2 separate regions of the Mus musculus genome follow, and region 1 is linked to region 2. A link is a loop called in an ENCODE intact Hi-C map of the cell type or tissue named here. Cell type or tissue: heart. All regions are shown on one strand. Region 1 overlaps Dicer1 (dicer 1, ribonuclease type III). Region 2 overlaps Syne3 (spectrin repeat containing, nuclear envelope family member 3).

Region 1 (2,500 bases), 240 kb after region 2:
GTCTGTGATTTAAAACTTTGAAATTGAACTCTTTCTTTGACTTATTTATGAGGAGAGGAGTTTATATACATTAGGTTTTTGTGGATTCCATTTTGGATCAAATATTTGACGTGGAAGGCTGTCTAGTACTTGGAAATCTAGAGTTGTTATTTTAACTGTGTAGTCCTTATAACTGCTGACCATCGTGCAATACAAAAACACTGGCAAAAATGTATTGGCACACTGTATCTCCCAGCCATGGCCATGTATGGGTAAGTGTTTGTGACTCTTTTCTGCCGAAGGTCAGCAACTGTAACCTGTATCGCCTTGGCAAGAAGAAGGGACTGCCCAGCCGCATGGTGGTGTCGATATTCGATCCTCCTGTGAATTGGCTTCCTCCTGGTTATGTGGTAAACCAAGACAAAAGTAACTCAGAGAAGTGGGAAAAGGATGAAATGGTAAGCTCTCAGCATGGAGCTTTTTGTTTGTGTTGACTGAAGAATGTTGTTTTTTGTTGTTTTCTTTCTGCTGTACGTTTGCCATGTAGTAGATATTTCATGTGTTGGCAGGCCGTCTGTGACTTCAGAAATAGTGTTGGTTTTGGTGCAGTGTGATTTCTCTTACCTCCCCTCCCCATTCCAGAGGCATAAACTTCTGTTATGTTTCCACTTAGAAATAAAATCAGAGCCCTCTCAGATTCCTTCCCTCTCATGTTACAGTGTAGCCTTAGCCATTTGCTGGAGTGACTCTGCAGTGACCTGTGATCTCCAGGCTGTGTCTGGAAGAATTCAGTTCAGCACAGACTAGCTTGGGCAGTGCTAGCTTGGAACTATTTCCTCTTGCCAACCTGACGACAGCTCGCCGCCGCTGTATGGGAAGGTTGCAGTGTACTACTATAAAGACTTTAAACCGGGCCACAGACTGGAGAATTCTCTTTAGTAGCTACAGCTTCCTTTGTCTTGTCCTCAAGCCACCAGGGGGCAGCCCGGAGGCCTGGACTCCCAGCTTGTGGCTGGGGGTCAGTTGTCTTGTACTTCTTTGAAGTTCTCATCTGTTCAGGCGTCTCGCTTGCCAGATTTATTTTGTATTGATGACAAATGGGCTCGCATTATTTCATTTTTACTTCAGGCTTTAATGATAATGCCGTTTCTGTTACAGGTTTGTGACTAGTATCTTCCCATGCCTTGTTTCTGACATTTCTGTCTCAATGAGTCCTAAGTGTCTGTAGGTGGTGGGTCTCTGAGGCCTGCTCTGATGTAGGCCTGCTTGCTGAGTTTATTTATAACTCACGTAGGATTTGACTTATCACAGAAATGCAACTTAGCTGGAAAACATTAAGAGCATTTTAATGCAAATTAAGTCTGAGGATGGCATTTGCTATTAATTTATAACACACACACATACACACACTCTCGAATACATGATGCACACACTCACACACACTTAGAAAAGTGAAGAATTTGAACCTTAGAAAAAGTACTTCATTTTTACTAAAAACAGGCCAGCAGGCCTCCTCTTCTGTCTAATATTTGATCCTTTAGGTAGCAGTGACATGCCAGGGCATTCCTGCGTTACATGTTACAGCGTGGACTTGTGTTTTCTGTCCTTTTCTGCTGACTCAGTCCTTCGTTCCTAGCACACACTCTCAGACTTTCATCTGGTGCCGTACACATAATCACTAGGGAGTCCCAGAGTCGGAGTGGTTATGGACGCAAGGTCCTTCCAGTTCCTTCTGCCCCTGGGTCACAGCTCAGTCTCTGAATGCCTCCTAGGAGAGAGAGTGAGAACAGTAGACTGTACTATCAAGAGATACACACACACACACACACACACACACACACACACACACACTTTTCAAATGCCTTTTGTGTTTTGGAGAGCATCTTTGAAGTATAACTCCTTGTGAAAATGAAGAGTCTGCACAGTGCCAGGGATGTAGAAGACAGCGCAGGATCACTGGGTGACAGCACCATGTTACAGGGCATGATTTATGCAGGAACTCTGCAGTTTACAACCTCAGGCTAAATAATGTCAAGTTGGCCCATCTTGTCTTAAGACCTAAATAATAAAGCTGATGTGGTGGCACATGCTTTTCCCATCACTTGGGATACAGAGGTAGGTGGGTCTCAGAGTTCAAGGCCAACCTGGTTTTACATAGTGAGTTCCAGGCCACCCAAGGCTACACAGTTAGATCCTGTCTCAAACAAAACAAACAGAAACAGACATTAGTTAAAGTCTTTCATGTTATCTTGGAAAAATGGGATAGTTTCTTGAGGTTTGCTGATAGCTGGGTACTTGGTCTGTACAAGGTGTCTATTCACCTTGTAGATACTGGTGCCTGTAGAGGCCAGAAGAGGGAGTTGGATCACCTGCAACCCTCATTAGAGTTGGTTATAAACTGCCATGTTGGTGCTGGGAACTGAACCCAGATCGCCTGCCAAGAGCAGCCAGTATTCTTAATCTCTGAGCCATCCCTTGGGCCCCTGTTGATGTTTAGTGTTTTTTATTTTTCAAAAAAAAA
Region 2 (2,500 bases):
AGTGTTTTATCTGCATGAATGTCTGTGCCCTTATGTGCTACATCTGTGCCTGGTGCCTTTGGAGACCAGAAGAGGACATCAGAGTCTTTGGAACTAAAGTTAAAAATAGTTATGAATCAATATTTGGGTGCTGAGTACTGAACTCAGGTTTTCTAAAAGAACAGCCATAATTTTTAACCATTGAGCCATCTCTCCATCCCTAAAAACCCTTTTTAAAAAACTTGCATGGATGAGAATCTCATATTACTGGCCCTGCCCACATCTCCCAGCATGCTTCATGGGGCCCTTGATTGGCATCCTTATCAGCCAGGTGGGGTTCTTGAGCCACTGGGCATCTGTGGCATGATGCCACCTTCTCTCTCAGGAGCTGGAGGCCCGAATCCCAGAAGGCCAGCACCTCTTTGAGAACCTGCTTCGTCTCAGGCCGGCAAGGGACCCCTCCAACGAGCTGGAAGATCTGCGCTACCGGTGGATGCTGTACAAGTCCAAGCTCAAGGACTCTGGCCACCTGCTGGTAGGTGCTGGGGCCAAAGGTTGGGGGTCCCAGGAGGCAACCATGTCTCGGGGAGACAGAATTGCATCTATGCATGTTCATTCCTGCGTGTCCATATTATCAGGCCACGGTGGCTGCTTAAAGGAGGAGAGGAACACTCTTGGCTCTCAGGTTCTTGTAATATTATTTATCCATCTTACCTCCCAGGGAGGCTGGAGTCTATGACTAAGGGCAGTGACTCCTGCTTAGTACATAAAGATGTCTTGCTCCCTCTGTGTTATAGTTTTACATCATTTCCCATTTGATCCTAGAACCACCTTCTGCTGGAATAGCTGCATCCCAGACTCCAGGGGGAATAGCTGAGTCCCACTCCTAACCCCAAGGCTAGAAGGGCCACATAGCCCTTCACTGGGGCGTGGTGTTGCCATGGGGATGCCATATGGAGCTGAATCCTGAGCCTCGGCTCCTCTCTTCCTGGCTAGCCCTTTTATCTCCTGGACCTCCTGTCCCTACGAAAACCATTGGTTAAGATAATGATAGCCTTTGTTAAAGACCATGACCTCCTAACTTGCCCGTGTAGGAGAGGGTCTGGTGACCAAAGCGAGACAAAGAAGTTAAGTGTCCTGGGTCCAGGAAGGAGCGGGTAGGGTGGCTCCCTGGACCCCACTTTTCAGCCACAGCTTGAGGCAAGCCAGGCTTTTTTGGCTCTGCAATTGCCAGGTTGGCCACTAGGTGTCAGCTCAGCCCAGGCCATATCGACCACATTCCGAGCCCTGGCCAAGGCCATCCAGACAGTGCCACCTGGACCTGAAGTGTGTTAAAAAGCTCATTAAATGGGATCCCCTGCTGGTGCAGGCTGTCCAGATGACCAGCAGTTTGAACAAAATACTCCCCTGACAGAATGAATATTCTGTTACGGGGGTTCTGCTGGGGTTTAAGTTTTACGCGCCTAGCTGACTTTTTTTTTTTTTAAACCCCATTTCTTCTCCTTTCCCTAAAATAACAGACCGAGAGTTCTCCGGGGGAGCTGACTGCATTCCAGAAGGTACGTGTCTGCCATCTGTTCCACACAGCTAGAGGGCAGAGAATGTGCAAGGCTTGGAGCCTGTGACTCTGGCGCAGGGTGTCTGGGTTTTCTAGAATGTTCCCGGAGAGCTGGAGATCACAGATGGAGAATCAGCTTTGGTCTGTAATGGGCTGGGCCCCCGAGGTGTGTGTTCTCAGGAAGCCCCAGGCTCAGGGAGGGATTGAAGTGTGTGTAGATGACTTAGCCTTGACGTGAGACTGAGAAGGACCCTGGATTTGTCATCCAGGCCTCGGGACACTCTGGAGAGAGACTGAATGCTGCACTGATTATACCTGTGACAGCAGATGTAAACCAGGACTGGCCCAGGAGCCTGGACTATCCCAGGCAAATAGATCTTGTGGCCTTTTTGGCCCCAGGGGACTCATTAGAAAGGGTGGTGGAGTCCTTTGCTCTGCCAGACAGGCTGTGCCCACTGCTGTCCACTGAAACACTTTGGCTCTTCCCGTACTGGTCACGGCGAAAGCGAGAACAGTGCCAGTTCCTGCCCTCTAGGTGGCACCCCTAAGGTGACACCAGGTGTCACACCAGATGACACAGCCTAGGATCTGGGTGTCAGGACTGGTGCTCAGTGGCCTCAGTTCTTTTTGCAGTGCTGTTTAAGGTGCTCCGGGTTTTAGAGAATGCACCCATGATCCTTAGACTCATGCATGGGCTTGGGCAGTAAGTCGTTGCTCTGCCTGTGGCAGAGGATGGCTGCCCGCTCACTTCCTGACCAACTAGCAATGAAGGGAGAGGGAGAGGCTGGGAGAAGGGGAGGGAAAGAGAGAGAAGGGGTGGGGAGGAAGGGGGAGAGGGGGAAATTGAGTACTGAGACCTGGGCATAAGCTTCAGCCAGCTAGGCTCCAACTCTCATAGTCTCTGTAACCTCCCCTAATAGGGACAGCCACCTAGGGGTCGAGCTGTCCAAACCACGATTCTGT

Evidence for each region. Hi-C counts contacts between places; a loop is a spot of excess contacts. Peaks named below come from ENCODE experiments on the same cell type or tissue, not always from the same donor. Only the 100,000 strongest peaks of a DNase experiment are listed, where the experiment ranks them.
Region 1: a loop joins it to region 2, with 2.9 times the contacts of the local background. A loop is called at or near these places in 8 of 42 quality-filtered maps.

Annotation. Positions count from the first base shown.
Region 1 is chr12:104,698,302-104,700,801 of GRCm38, reverse strand. It overlaps Dicer1 (dicer 1, ribonuclease type III), which reads left to right. Exons shown (of 27, transcript NM_148948.2): 22 at 282-437. Among named protein-coding and RNA genes, the nearest start is that of Gm31573, 37 kb to the right of the region's middle. In heart, a CTCF peak has its summit at 956 (motif pointing right); no DNase peak of the experiment used is centred here.
Region 2 is chr12:104,938,620-104,941,119 of GRCm38, reverse strand. Syne3 (spectrin repeat containing, nuclear envelope family member 3) reads left to right here. Exons shown (of 19, transcript NM_001042699.2): 17 at 365-514; 18 at 1,500-1,538. Among named protein-coding and RNA genes, the nearest start is that of Syne3, 59 kb to the left of the region's middle. In heart, no CTCF peak of the experiment used is centred here; DNase peaks (open chromatin) are centred at 479 and 1,209; H3K27me3 peaks cover 287 bases.